Regions from separate parts of the Homo sapiens genome. Here region 1 is linked to region 2. A link is an interaction called in ENCODE POLR2A ChIA-PET data of the cell type or tissue named here. Cell type or tissue: A673. All regions are shown on one strand.

The links. Peaks named below come from ENCODE experiments on the same cell type or tissue, not always from the same donor. Only the 100,000 strongest peaks of a DNase experiment are listed, where the experiment ranks them.
Region 1: POLR2A ChIA-PET joins it to region 2 with 11 read pairs; 3 of 35 experiments call an interaction of 5 or more read pairs at or near these places.

What each region holds. Positions count from the first base shown.
Region 1 is chr10:3,687,641-3,695,640 of GRCh38, reverse strand. All of the region lies in intron 1 of LOC105376360 (a long non-coding RNA gene), which reads right to left. Among named protein-coding and RNA genes, the nearest start is that of KLF6, 94 kb to the left of the region's middle. In A673, no CTCF peak of the experiment used is centred here; no DNase peak of the experiment used is centred here.
Region 2 is chr10:3,278,443-3,286,442 of GRCh38, reverse strand. It overlaps LOC107987146 (a long non-coding RNA gene), which reads right to left. Exons shown (of 2, transcript XR_001747320.2): 2 at 4,133-4,400. Among named protein-coding and RNA genes, the nearest start is that of LINC02668, 25 kb to the right of the region's middle. In A673, no CTCF peak of the experiment used is centred here; a DNase peak (open chromatin) is centred at 3,272; H3K27ac peaks cover 1,662 bases.

The sequences.
Region 1 (8,000 bases), 410 kb before region 2:
CAACAGGCTAAGGGGTCATGAAGTCTAGTGCTTGTCTTTGGTGCTTCCCTACCCCTGTTGGCTCTTTCAACAGTTCCTAAACCATTGTCAACATTCTTCTTATTCAGTTTCTCTAGGGGATATTAGATAATAGCTCTGATATTATCCTCCTTACCGTACTGTGGGTACTTTCTGTTTTCTGCCAGGACACTGATTGATACACTTCATAAATAGCTCCGGAATCTCTCTACTTTTCTGGTTCTTCATTATTATCAACTTAATCCAACATTAGTTTCAGCTTGACTCTTACTCCTGCTCCTAAGTGTGCATTCTACTCTGATCACCTTCCCACTCTAAACATGCTTTGTAGACAATCACAGCTTCCAAGCACCACTTCCTCTGGATGGGAGGTTATACAATATGCAGTGTCTCCTGGTAGTGTACACAGAGACGGTAACCTCTTTTTACCAACTTTGCATTTGGCTGACAGCTTGCTCTGGCCAGTGAAAGGCTAGAGGATGGACACTCGTAGAGGCTCCACGCATGCTTACATGGTTGGATCCAGCCACTTGCACTTATGCCATTCACATGAGAAGAGCCAGCCCTGGCTGGTGACAAAACAAGAGAAACATGGCATGGAGCATTCTACAGCCTAGAATAAAATCCAGCTGATTTCAGCAGAGGCATACTGGCTTTTCAAAGCGGATAACTAAAATTTACCCAATTCCCAGCAATTTAGGAGTACTTAAAGAACATGTTAACCTGTGTATAATATTCAAGGACTATTGTACAACAATGGTTGTGTAAGCATAGGATGGTTCCCTAACAAGGAAATCTGGTTTATGGGCATGCCAGTAAGTGAACAGGTTATAAATCATATATGTAATACAGAAAAGGCCACACTTAGAAAAAAAAATTGGAAAGATGAGATCAAAAATGCTAATAGCAATCACATTTTAATACTAAATAATATTTCAGAATTTCTTCATATTTGAAGCAACTTAACAGAGCAGAAAGACTGAGGACCCTAAAAATCATCCAGGCCTGGTCTTGAATCTTGGTTTGGCCAGTCATTAGCTGTGTGACTTTGGTGATTATTGAACTTCTCTGAGCTTCTGTTTTCTTATCCATTGTTATGTCTTTATCTTGCTTATCTCAAAAAACTATTGGATAGATTTAAGAGAAAACTCATATAAACACCAGCAATAAGTTGTCCTTTATTTTCTTCCAACATCACCTGCATTTTACAAATGTATATTTAAAAAGAAAAAAATAGAGGAAAAGATAGGAAGGAAAAGAGAAAAGAAGATGTTTCCTTGAATGAAGTAAATTCTTTCTAGGAGAGCCTAACTAGTGAACACCTTTGCAGGGATTATACCCTTTCTCTAAGCGATAAGAAAAATACGAATATTTTATTGAATTGGAAATCCAAGAGTGGCATCCATTAATCTACATTTAAAAAAAGCCCCCAGGTATTGTAATTAGCAATCAAATGTGGGCATCACTGATCCAAACTTCATAAGAAATGCCGTATTATTACAGGAAGTTTTAAGGCAGATTCAGCAGTAAGTCCTGGAAGTTGGTTTGAGTGCATGAGGCTGGCTGTAGTATTTTAATTCATCTCAAGTTGCTTAGAAACTTCTAAGAAAGCAGGCTAATCTTGTCTGCATATCCATTTGTGAAAACGAAGACAAAAGTGAAAAGAAGATTAAATCAAGAATGAATTCAAAGGGCTAGAATACCCAATCTATCCTGTTTAAAAAACAAAACCAAAAACCAGATGGGGCAAGTTGGGCTCTTTTCCTGAAAGCTGCCACTTGTGTTTTAAATTTTCTGTTCTCTTTATATAGACAGACAAATATGTTGCTGTGTAAGACACCTATCAGTGGGATAACCAGTTTTCTGATAACTAAAGCTTCAGTAGCCACAGGGTACCCTATTAAATGAGTTCTGGATGAAGACATCTGACCCACACCAAGGAGGGTGTCCACAACCAGCAATCACTCTGCCCGGTGCCACCCCATACTCAATAGGGTGTGCTGCCTCTATGGAAGGTAGAGTGCCAGCGAGGGCTTCGGGATCGCTCACAGGAAACGGGGAAGGGAGCACGTGCCAGGCATACACATGGTGTCCTCAGAGGGACCTGGCTTGCCAGGCAGGATGGCACAGAGGCAGGCAAGCAGAGACCAGCACTGTCCATTGCCTGTGACAAGGGGTGACCACACAGACCTCCTGAAGCACAACCCCAGCACGCAGCAGGTGCAACCACCTGCCGTGCAGCAAGAAAATGTGGGTGATTCCTGGAGAAAAGAGAAAATCCTCCCATGAGCCAGAGACTAATCTTGTGAGCAGCAGGTTTTTGAGATGTTAGCTCTTTGGATGGGTTTAGCTCTGTGAGTCCCTATCTGTTGGAAGGTCAGAATTCCTCCAGCCCTCTAAGAGGCACTGTGGAATGCTAAGCAGAATGTGACTAAAGGGAGGCGGTGTGAGTGAGGTCTAGCGCTTCATATTAACTGGCTTTCAGTAAGCCTGTTACATTGAAAATATTATTAAAGGGAAGGATTTCATTCCTAATGCTTCTAACTAAAATTGCCCGAAGACTTCTTTAAACACTATGACTTTAATAATAAAATAAGTATCTGAGAAATGTGATGAGTTTCTTACATATGGCTTAGAGGTCGCAAAGATAATCAGATTTCTAGTCACTCAAATTTGCCATTGCAATGGGTAAACTGCCTTTTGTGGATGATTTTAAGAATGAAAATCACAAGGATAAATTCAGTGGTTTGAGATAATAACGACCTCTTGAGAGATATTTATCTACGGAAGCCCTTCTTAGTCACAGTCTGTAGGCTCTATCACTCATGGATAAGCCAAGAGTATTCTAATCTGTCAGAGCCTCTTTGGAGCTAAAATTTCTGTTGTTCAGAAAGCTGCTTTTTAAGAGAGACACGAAGCCTTTTGATTCCTCATTTGAGAGAATTATTGTTCTCTCTGGCTTGTGTTGCAACTCCCTTGAAGACAAAGGTTGCTGTGACATTTCTTATCACCTTTGCCTCTTGTGAATATTTATCTTCAGTTTTAAGGAAACATTGAAGCCTCTCTGCAGAGTATTCTGACCTCGAAAAGCCTTCCCAGCCAGGCTTTAATCTTCTTGCAGCCGAGCGGGCTGAGTGACTAAGAGTTGGCCACATTTCATTTCCTTGCCCCTCATCTATTTGCTGTCTTCTCAAATGAAAATAAGCTTTACTAATTATTTAAAACATCACCCCAGACACAAAAACACAGGCTACTTGGGCCAAATACCTGACTTAAAAAAAATAAAAAGGAAAGTGAGCACTGACCAGAGGAAGCCTGCTTCAAGCTTCCATTAGGCTGGGTCTGCCTCGGGCCATGAAAGGTCAAAGCATTTATTTAAGTAATTTAGGATTGAGGCACGAAGAGCTTTTGAGCTGTCGTTCTGATTGTGCAGACAACTACTTCAGAAAATCACCTAACTCTTAATTTTTGATTGTAGACAAAATATGTGAGTTTGGAGGAAAAGTAATGTATTGCTGATGAACTCTGAAAATTCTGCATTTTCATCTTTGTCAACCAGAATGGTGAGATTATCAAGTTGACCTCAGTATTTTGTTGCCACTTCTTTCTACTCTGGGAAAACAACACACGATATCTGTCTCCCTGGAGGGCAAGGGCAGCCTCCCCCATGGTCCTAAGAGCATAAGCCCTGGTCTCTGTGGCTGTCAGCACCAAGTCCAGAGTGGAGGCATGTGTGGCCTGCAAGAGATGCATCATAACTCCAGCATGAGGAGTTTTGAGCTCCAACACAGACTTGCCACAATCTGCTCCACGGCGATTCATGCCTCTCTTGCAGTTCATGCCTCCTCGAGGTTCATCCTGTCCTCGTGGAGCTGTTCAGAGTTGAACTGAAGCAACACACCAAGCACCTGTAGCTTTGGACTGCAGGGAGCTGTCCACAGAGGCCATTTTCTTCTTCTCCTTCCAGGACACACACATGCTAGGATTTCTGTGGTGTGTTCATGTCAATCGTAAGATGAGCCATCTCACTAACAAGCATTCATCGAGTGCCTTCTATGACTGCCAGGCACAGCATGGTCCGCTAGAGTTACTACATTTGCTGGGTTCCAAGTTCGTGGTCTGGTAGTGGGAGAGATCATTAGGCAAAAAGACGATGGTGTCAACAGGCAAGAAAGTTGATGCCCAGCATTTTATTCATTAGCACCCTGCCTTCTCCTCTGCCTAAGAGCGATTTCCTTTCTCTAGAATTCATTTAAATCAGGCACACAAACCAAGCCTGACTTTCTTTGCAAATTACACGGCCTGCTCATCTTTGTCTTGCCTCATGGATTACACATGTGATATTTGCTACACCTTGGTGTACAGGGAGGTTTTTAAATACATGAAACAAGTGCATTTTCCATGTGTAAAGTGCCATTGCTCATAGCACGACAAAGTTGCATAAATGAGTGAATGAAGGCATTGCTGACCAACATTTTGGATCCTCTTTAAATGATGGTAAAAACAAGTTCAAAATTATTATTCTCACCCATTACTTTATCTAATAGAAACTAAATTTTTGGTGTCAATTTTCTGAACAAGAGTATTACTTTGTTTCACATCTTTATCAATATAGCCATTTATTTTCTAATCATTTTGAAATTATGCATTTTCTGTATATGAATTTTATCTTTAAGAGCTTAATATATTTCTAAAGCAAGGGAAATTCTATGATTTGCTTTACATGAATGAGGGAAGCTTTGTGTAGAGGAAGCAAAGTCTCACTGAGGTTCCCAGACTGGCTCCATGATCTGTAAAGCTCTTTAATCCAAGACTGGCTCCATGATCTGTAAAAAGCTCCTTCAGTCCTGGCTTCTTTACAGGTAGAATGGAAGAACAAAGCCCCACCTGCCCAAAGACCTCACATATTTCTCTGAGAATAAAAAAAAAAAAAAAAGATGAGAATGCTTGGAAAAGTAGAGAACTGCCCAGCTATCAATTATTACTATTTGCCAATAAAATTCATGTGGAGAGGACATTCATCAATTGCATGCCATAGATACAGATTTCGGTTTTCTATACATGAACGTGACCCTGCAATTGTGTATTATTACTTCTGCTATAGAACTGTGTTGCATGTATTCTAGAGGTAGAATTATTTCTGAGATAAATAACAGAACAAATATATTCCAAAGGCAATGGTAATAAGGACACAATATTTTTAGAACAACTGAGCAACTCTTCTCACTTTTAAAAATGAGCAAACTCTTTACTAGAGTTCTGTTTATCCAGTGACACACGTCAAGAGGAGCTACTTGCCTTGCCCTCAGGGACCTCAACAGAGATGGATTCTATTCCTGCTTCTGGCTAATAGGAAGATGTCAACAAAATTGAATTCCAATTGGCTTTCCTCATGTTAGCTACAAAAAAAATGCATTCAACACAGACCATAACACTTGGGCAACCATTCATTCAACAAATATTGACGGTCAAGTATATTCCAGCTTGAATTTGGGAACTAGGCATTCAAAAATAACATTCACACAGCCTTTGCCCTCCAGGAAGTCTCTGTCTAAAGTTGAAAAGATGATGAATAAGATGTAAATGAGTCATAAAGGTGCAGTGCATCAGATATTCCGAGCAAGTATGGAGAGAGCAGTGGGTGGGCACAGCAAAGACAGTGTGGTTTGTGCTCCCTGAATCTTGATAAAATCTGTCAAGGAAGGGAGACACCACGCCTGGAAAAGAAGGGAGAGGAGGATGTGCGGACTGGGGGAGCAGCGTGCGGGATGTTTGGAGAATGATCCACGTTCAGAAATGGGGCTGGGGCTGGAGAGGACCTGGCGGGAGCTTGCCTTGTGGACGGGGCAGCCTTGTGGATGATGGGCAAGGGTTGCTAGGCAGGCTGATGGAGCTGGAATGTGGGCCTACCATTCATTCTACCGTGTTGTGAAAATGGGGCCACGAACAGATGGATTCACCCCGTGAGAGCTCACGTTAGGAAACTAACTTCCTCTGGAGTCTGCCGAATAGGCCGAGCCCTAGGATCTGTTGTGATAGACCACACCACAAAAGAGGGGTAAAGAGAGGTCAGATAGGCAGGGGGTGAGCACACCTGGACTCCGGACTGGACTGATATGACGACCCAAAACCTGGCTCAACCCTCCACAAGACCATAAACAAGTTATTAGAATGCTCTATGCCTCCGTTTTCTCACCTGTAAGTGGGGATAACAATAGATATTGTCATAATTCAATTAGTAATTTATTAATTAACTATCAATTTCATAAATTAATTTGTAATTTGCTTAGCAGTATGTAAGTTAGTAAATTAAAAAAAAAAAAACCCACTAATCAGTGTCTGAAACACCAGGTGCTTTTTATATACTGAATTGTGTCACTTCCAAAATTTATATGTGAGAAGCCCTAAACCCCAATGTAACTGGAGTTAGGTAATTTAGGGAGGTAATTAAGGTTAATTGAGCCGTAAGGTGGGGCCATAATCTGATAGAACAAGTACTCTTATAAGAAGAGAAAGAGACATCGGAGATCTCTCTGTCTCTCTCTCTCTCCTTGCACACAGGCAAATGGCCTTTTGAATTCACAGGGAGAAGGTGGCTGTCTGCAACCCAAAGGAAGAGGCCCTACCAGATACTAACTCTGACAGCATCTTGAGCATGGACTTCTAGCTTCCAGACTGTGACACACTAAGTTTCTATTGTTTGAGCCACCCAGGTTGAGCCATTTTGTTTTGGCAACCCTAGCATTCTAGGACAGCACCATATAAGTTGTATCTACTATTATTACTAAGACAGTCAGAACAGAAATAGAGAAGACAGGCTGAGTTTGAAGAACAACTCCGCCATCCCAAAATTCAGGATTTTTATGTCGAAGATCGGTGTTGTTGGAAACTGGTCCTACAACTGTTTGATCATTTATCAGTTATGTGACCTCAGGAAAGTCAATGGAGCCCCAGTCTCAGTACATTCATTAATAAAGTGGGGCCAACACAGGAGGCGGCCTTCAATGATCCTTCAGCTCCTTCTCACATCAGACAGCATATCTTCTACATCTACTTACATACTGTTTACAAAACACATCTATTAAATCTTTATTTTTCTAAAAAGTTATTGGTATTTGTTGTATCTGTTACAAATCTTAGCCACTAGCCTACCATGTAGTAAGCCAGAACAATTGAATAAATGTTTTGCTGCCATAATTCTTATTTTTATGGAAATAATTCTGAATGTCTTATCACCCACTGAAATAATAAGATTCATCACATTTTCATAATTAAGATATTTTGAGGTTATTGCAGGGAGCTGATAGCCAATAAATTCACCCAATTCTTGAGACTTTTATCCAAACTCTATAGAAGTCTATTCATTCAAAATTTTATTTCTTAAAAATTCAACTCTCTGGTGGACATTATTTTATGTAGTTGCTATCACTTCTGTGGACTTCTCAACAAGCATCGCCTATGACTTTAGAATGCAACAGTTTGTGTAACAGGTATGTGAACTTTCTTGAGTGGCTTTAAGCCATGGGGAAATTGGGTTGGATGTAAATTACTCCCAGATATAACTAATAAATCAATGGCAGCATTTCAGAAAACTGTTCAAAATTCAATCTTTTCTCACTTGGCCTTTAACCTCTTCCTCCCCCATCTTCACCCCTGCGGAGTGAGTTTGAGTTTTCTTGGTAAGCCATCCTTGTAGATGATATTGTTAGCATGAAGCATCACAGTGGAATTCTCAGCTCAAATTATTGAGTCAGGCTGGTCAATTTCAAAATACTTTAGAGCTGTTTAGCCCTTAATGCTGCCCTGAGAAGGCATCTCTTCCTTGGCAACACTCCCTGTCACCAGGTCTTACCTGAATCACTCTAGTGATGTTACTACACATGACTGGGGGCTCCACAGCACGTCTTCTCCCTCTTCTAGATAACACCGCTTAAAATAGCTGAGGACAACATGTGTACTCTGATCATCTCTTTTTCTTTTTT
Region 2 (8,000 bases):
TATACCACCAACATTGTTTTTAGAGACAGCGTCTCGCCTTGTTGCCCCGGCTGGAGTGTAGTGGCAATCAGAGCTCATATCATGTCCTGGACTCAAGCACTACTCCTGCCTCAGCCTAACACGTGGCTGGGACTGCAGGTGTGTCCCACCACACCTGCCTAATTTTTGTATTTTTTTTGTAGTGAAAGGATCTTTCTATGTTGCACAGACTAGTCTCGAACTCTAGCCTTAAGAAATCTGGCTGGGCATGGTGGCTCACGCCTGTAATCCCAGCACTTTGGGAAGCCAAGGAGGGCAGATCACGAGGTCAGCAGATCAAGACCATCCTGGCTAACATGGTGAAACCCCGTCTCTACTAAAAATACAAAAAAAATTAGCCGGGAGTGGTGGCAGACACCTGTAGTCCCAGCTACTCGGGAGGCTGAGGCAGGAGAATGGCGTGAACCCAGGAGGCGGAGCTTGCAGTGAGCAGAAATCACGCCACTGCACTCCAGCCTGGGAGACAGAGGGAGACTCTGTCTTAAAAAAAAATAAATAAATAAGAAATCCTCTTGCCTCAGTCTCCCAAAATTCTGGGATTACAGATGTAAGCCAGCACACCCAGCCACATTTAACAATTTAACAAATGAATATTAATAGCTCATCTTTGTTTATATTTGAATATCTTTGATTATTATTGAGGTTAGGTATGTTTCCACTGGAGGTCTGACCACTTGCAATTCTTTCATTAATTGTCTATTATGACAATTCTTGACAATTTTCCCATATATCTATTGAAACATTATTTTCTGTCGTTTCGACTTGGCAATAGTTCTTTACACACTATGCTAATTTTCATCTCTCTTTTCCACTCTGATTTTAATTACCATGGTAACCTGGTTGTTTATAAATTTGCAAATAGAACTGATTTTAAAAACCTGTTCAAGGAAGGAATCTTGAAGGTCATCAAATATTTTCATTTGTATATTTTTTTTTTTTTTGAGATGGAGTTTCGCTCTTGTTGCCCAGTCTGGAGTGCAATGGCACAATCTCACCGCACTGCAGCCTCTGCCTCCTGGGTTCAGCGATTCTCCTGCCTCATCCTACCAAGTAGCTGGGATTACAGGCACGTGCCACCACACCTAGCTAATTTTTGTAATTTTAGTAGAGAGGGGGTTTCACCACGTTGGTCAGGCTGGTCTTGAACTCCTGACCTCAGGTAATCCACCTGCCTCAGCCTTCCAAAGTGCTGGGATTACAGGTGTAAGCCGCTGCACCCAGCCCATTTTTATAAATTAAAACATTTATTTTAGGGACTTCAAATTATTTCTTCACATTTTAACAGTCAAGTAGTAACTGACTGAGACTGGAAGTCACAGCTCTTGGCCACCAACTCAGCGTTCTTCAGTCATATGTGAACCCTGAGGACTGGCTACTTACAGGCCCCAGGCTGAGCAGCTCACGTACACCTTCCTGCTCAGCTCCGAGATAGGCATTATCCTTACTCTATAGAAAAGATAAATATACTGCCCTCAGTTTTCTAGGCAGTAAATGGGAAAGGCATTTCATTGCCAGTCTGTCTTATCCGAAGCCCATTGATTTTTAACAAATACTCCCACCAATGTTTAGAGAACTTCAGGTAATTATTTCTTTATATCTCTAATCCTCAGTTTTCTCATCTAAAAAATAGACCAAAAATAAAAATAACTAAACCCCTTTCTTTAGATGATTGCTGTGAAGACGCACGGGTGCTATGGAGGCAGATGTGAGTAGGTCTGCAACGATGGCACCAACAACCCCCTCCAGCACCTGAACACCCCTCTTTCCACCGGCGGTGGAGTCTGTTTCCCCGCCTTGAACCCCGGCTCACTTGGTGATTTGGTTTGACCAATGGAGGCAGTAGAGGTTGTCCTATGCCAATTTTGGGCCAAGCCCATAAGAGATCCAGCAAGTATTTACTCTCTTGGGGCCCTCAGAGCCATGTAGAAAAAGCTATCTGGTCTGTCAGAGGAACGGGGACATGCGGAGAAGAACTGAGGGACCCCTGCTGGGGCCCCAACACGCAAGGCCGGCAGAAGGACCACTGTCCACCCACCCACATACTCAAGAGACTCGATGAACTCTTGCTTGAGTTCTTTAAGTTTGGGAGATTCCGTGTGTGCGTGAAAGGCAAGACGACTGATATCTGTCTCCAGAGGTTTGCCAGGCATTCAGTGAATGTCAGTGCCCTTCACGTCCCCTTCCCCGCCATTCTTAGGAAGACTGGACCCTACTAAGGGTATGCTGGGCTCTGCCTTGTACTCCCAGGGACTAGCATTGCCCCTACCACAAGATGTTCGAGGAAAAGCAATTCAGATCTCTCTATAAGAAGAACTAAGCGTTAGGATTTGTTTAAGCTTTTAGACCTGGTTTCAATCAACTAAGGTTTGAGAAATTATGGTGACACAGCAGACTTGTCCCAACATAACTTTAAGTATGACATCTCCATTAATTACATTGTAAATCTAACATTTTATGTAATGCTCACCACAATTTTTTTTTTTTTTTTTTGAGACAGAGTCTCACTCTGTCACCAAGGCTGGAGTGCAGTGGCACAATCTCGGTTCACTGCAAACTCCGCCTCCTGGGTTCAAGCAACTCCGGAGTAGCTGGGATTACAGGCACGCACCAGCACACCTGGCTACCACAAATATTTTTATTTGGGTTCCTGTGTGGTGGCTCATGCCTGTGATCCCAATGTTCGAGAGGCTGAGGTGGGTGGATGGCTTGAGGCCGGGAGTTCAAGACCAGCCTGGGCAACATAACAAGACCTCATTCTCTATGAAAAAAAAATTTAAAAATACAAAATTAGCCAGATATGGTGATGTGTACCTGTGGTCCCAGCTACTCAGGAGGCTGAGGCAGGAGGATCACTTGAGCGCAGGATATCAAGGCTGCAGTTAGCTATGATTGTGCCACTGCACTTCAGCCTGGGCTACAAAGCCAGACCTTGTCAAAAAAGAAAGAAAGAAGGAAAGAAGGAAGGAAGGAAGGAAAGAAAGAAAGAAAGAGGAAAGGAGAGGAAAGGAGGGAGGAAAGGAGAGGAAAGGAGGGAGGAAAGGAGAGGAAAGGAGGAAGGAAAGAAGGAAGGAAGGAAGGAAGAAAGGAAGGAAGGAAGGAAGGAAGGAAATAATTTAAAGCTATTATAAAACAAATCCCAGGCCAATCTTTACATCCATAGTGTCAAATAGACTTTCTGTGTTGCTTTCTCAATTACCTACTGAATGGGTGTGTGTTGATGAAGGGTTAACTCTTTGAGAACAAGGGCATGCATCATAATTGCCTGACATCCACCCCAGCGCTGAGCAGAGGCCCTGGCATGCAGGGGGCTTAATAGATATGTTGCTGTTCTTAAGAGCCATAGGATTCTGGAGAGATAGTTACTGATGATCCCAAGTTGATGCAGGTTACTTTGAAACACAGATGCATAAAATTGGCCCCAGGCTCATTTTTAAAGAGAGAAAAATATTTGTTATAAGAAAATAAGCTAATTTTTTTCTTTCTGCATTTGCCTCTCTGATGGTATAATTTATGAACACATGTACAACCTTAGGCTGAAATTGAATAGCTGAGCATGGTCAACAGTGAAGGGTAGTAACAACATTGACATGTTTGAGGTTAAAATGTTCCCCATTTTTTAACTGCAGCGTAAACCTACAGTCCTTATTATGCCCCATAAATAATAGCAGCAACCACAACAAAAGAAAAACTATAAAAATTAAATTGTGAAAACTAAATTATTTATGTGATTTCATTTGTTAGATGTATTTTGTGCCACTGAGCCTGGCTTCCTTCTGATGTCATAAGACTATTAGGAACTGTAATAATCTTCAGGGGATATGAGATTTATCAGCTCTTGCAGAATGGGATGGGAGCCAAAGGAGGAGATGAAGGGAAACTGGTGAAATTCATCAAGTTGTGCTCTGTGTACTGGCCAAGAGAATGCAGTAGGTTATTATTCAAGCATTTTCCACAGTAGGAACACAATTTGACCACTACCATATGTTGAATTTGAAATTACATGTTATCCTTTTCCAAAAACAATCCCATAAGAATGTCCATACTTTTGTCAACAAATGGCTTTATCCACTAAAAAGGGACACACATACAGAAAGAGAGAAAGTGTTGATATTTACTAGCTCACTGGGAGACATAACATTTTAATCGTGCTACACAAGCCAGACTGGCTTGTGATGATGGAGAGACGGGGTGATGAGACTCCAATACATCACTGTTTCCTTTGCCGTAAAAAAAACAACGGCATCCGTCTCCCTGTGGCATGTGAATGGGTTCCAGTCAGTGGCCTTGAAATATGAGGCTTTCCTCTTCACTTGAGGCGATATTGGAGTTATTTGGAATAGATAGGAGCCATCTTTCCAGTCCTAACACAAAACAAAGGCATCATTGTAGGAGCAATTTTGAAAATGTATGAACTTCATAAAATGTTCCATTTTCCACATTGTGAGTTTGGCTTGCACAGTCGAAACATCAGAGCTCAGAAAGACTACCTATTAAGGTCTCAACCCTTTAGCCTGAGTGTCTGACATTAACAAAGAATAAAGTATGTATCCTATGCAACAGTCATCAATAGTGAGACAGGAAATAAATATGTCACTTTGCATGCCATCCAACCCCAACAGCCAAGGTAGCCAGCAGGTTCAGAGATGTTTCAATGAAGCTGTTCTGCATTTATGTTTATTGCTAAAGCCATATTTTTAATTTCCACATGATGAGGTTTTAAAAGAGTTTCTGTTAGGTCTACAGTAAAAGCGACTGCCTTAACATATTAGTAAACAAAATGGAATATAAATGTGTTGGTTATTTTGTTTTCTTTCCAAAATGAATCAATAGCTCCAAGGCACTTCAAAACAAAATCCACATCAAAAATAAGCTGACACGATAAACTATTGTGGTGAGCACATGGATGCCAAATCCCCCAGCCTTTCCTTCAGGCTTCTAAACACAATACATGTGGATGGCTTTGAAGGAAAACCAAATTTCACTGAAAGACACTGGACTCACCAAGAACTACGTGTTTCCTAGCAGAGTTGACAGGACTCTAGGACTCTAATTGTTCTCAAAGATTCAGCTCATTCGGTTATTCTTGATCACTCGGGGAAATGGGGTCTGACCCACTGGCCAAGTGTAAAAAGAAATAAGCAAGTGAAAAACCATGAAAGGCAATTTTGTGAAGTATTTTGGAATTGTTTTTCAATTGATGTTCATCATTTCCTCAATTGAACTGTGAATTTTCTGGCTGGAAGAAAGCCCTGTCTGCTCCTACAGAGAAAACCACACATTCGTGCCCAGAACTGTTTTAAAACTCAAGTCAGCCTGCAAATGACATAGATGTGGGCTGTGTTTGTTTGTGGGGTGTGTGTGTCTCCCACACAGCAGAGATTATGTGACTTACTTTGACCTGTGGATGCAGGCAAGAGGGGGAACGTAGAAGTGAGATATTTTTGTTTGCTTTTTAAAATTTGTATTTTAAAATATTTATAGATTCATACGAAGTTGAAAAGCTACTACAGAGATGTCCTTTGTCTCCTTTATACAGTTTCTCCCAGTGGGTGAATCCTGCATGATTATAGCACAACAGAAACCCAGGAAGCTGTCCCTGGTACAAGGTGTGCCTGGTACCATGTTACCCCCTGTGCACATCTGTGCAGCCACCTCTGTGATGGACGTACAGGACATTTTATCACCATTAAGATCTCCCTGGAGCTACCTGGTGGAATTGTGTCCCCCAAAACAATAGGTTGGAGTGAAGTCCTTGGCCCTAGTCATGCTGACTATGACCTTATTTGAAAATAGGGTCTTTATGGATGTAATCAAGAGAAGATGGATGAGGTCATACTGGAGTCGGGCGGGCTCCAAATCCAACAACTGGTCTCCTCGTGAGAAGCGGGGAAGAGGCACAGAAGTCCACATTGGGGGAGGCCATGGGAAGATGGACGCAGAGGCTGGACGGATGCATTTAGGAGCCAAGGATGCCAAGGACGCTCAGCGGACCCTGGAAGCTGGGAGAGGGGAAGAGAGATCCGGATCCCCCCTAGGGCCTTCAGAGGGAGTGTGGCCCTGCCCACGCCATGATTTCAGACTCCTAGTTTTCAGAATGGTAAGAGGATAAATTCCAATTGTATTAAGCCACCCAGTTTGTGATCATGTGTTATGGTAACCCTGGAAAATGAATACTTACATGTTTACAGTCACACGCTCCTCCCCTCCCCAACTCCACCATCTCTAGCTCACGACAGCCACCAATCTGTTTCCTATCACTATCACTTTGTCATTTTGATAATGTTATATGAATTGAATTCTACAGCATGGGACCTGTCGGGGTTGGCTTCTTTCACTCAGCATAATGCCCTTGAGATCTACCTGTAGCTTGCTGCTGTCTTTGCTGAGTAATATTCCCGGGTGTGGATGGCCACAGCTTGCCTACCCGTCCACCGAGTGAGGGGCATTTTGGAGAGTTCCATTTTTTTGCTATTACAGATAACGCTGCCATAAGCGACCATGCACAGTTGTTTCTGCAAACGGAAGTTTTCATTTCTCTGGATAAATGGCCAGGAGAGCAGCTGCCGAGTCCTACTGGGAAGTGTATGTTTAGTTTCTAAGGAGCTGCCTGTTCTCCGGAGTGGCCTACACCTTTGATACCCACACCAGCAATGTGTGGATGATCCTGTTTCTCCATGTCCTCACCAGCGTCTGGTGTGGTTACTCTTTTCTAATTTAGCTGAGCCAATAGGTGTGTAATAAGAACTCATCGCATCTCTCTAACAGCGAGTAATGTTGAACATCTTTCCACGTGCTTTTTCGTCATCCACATGTCCTTTTTAGTGAAATGTCTCTTCATGTCTTTTGCACATTTTCTAATTGGCTTGTTTGCTTTACTGTTGTATTTAAGTGTTCTTTACATGTCTAGATAACAATCCTTTGTCAGATATGTGGTTTGCAAGTATATTCTTCCAGTCTGTATCTTCTCTCAACAGGGTCCTTCTCTGCACATGATCTTAAGGCTAACAGGGTCCTTCAAAGAGCCAAGCCTTTTTTGATGAAATCCAATTTATTGATTTATTTCTTTTATGGACTGTGGTTTTGGTGACATGTTTGCAAACTCTAGGTCTTGAAGATTTTGCCCTATGTTATTGTCTAAATGTATAGTTTTATGTTTTATACTTGAATCTATGATCCATTTTTAGCTAATTTTTGTATAAGGTGTGAGGCTGAGGTTTCTTCTTTTGCTTATAGATATCTAATTTCTCCATGGCTTCATTTATTTATGCAATTTTACACTAAAATTAAATAAACATCCTTTTTCCTTTTGTCTCATTTTCCTGCTGGATGCTGTTAGCAGATAACAGTCTCAGTGCACCTGCTAATAATGTTTACCTCTCCTGGGAGCTGATCTGACACAATTTTAGGAAGCTAGCAGTCTCACAAAACAGGAGTCTAGAAATTGAGACAGTTCAGTGAGATTTTCTTATCAGGAAACTACTCCTGGAACAAGGCAAGATATAAGAAAAGAAGAGATTGTTTAAAGAACAGGAAGTTAACAAAAAATCCAGGAAGCAGTTGGACCATCGTAAGAGTGCTCAGAACTTCAAGGGGGTGGAAAGGCCCCTATGCATCCTGGACTTCCTTCCGAGGGCCACAACTGAGGGGTCTGGGACTAGCGTCAGTCACCCCGGAAGCTAAACCAGTCATCCTGGACTTCCTTCTGAGGGTCACGACTGAGGGGTCCAGGACTAGCATCTGTCACCCCAGAAGCTAAACCAGTCATCTCCATTGGATTTCCAAACACCCTCTCAATATCTAATAAAACATCCTTTTAGAAATACCTCCAGTTACAAAAGAAACCACCAATAACTGCATTTCTTTAATTGCACACACACACAGACACACACACAGACAGACACACACAGACACACACACACACACACAGAGTTATCAAAAATGATGACATGCTAATTGAACAT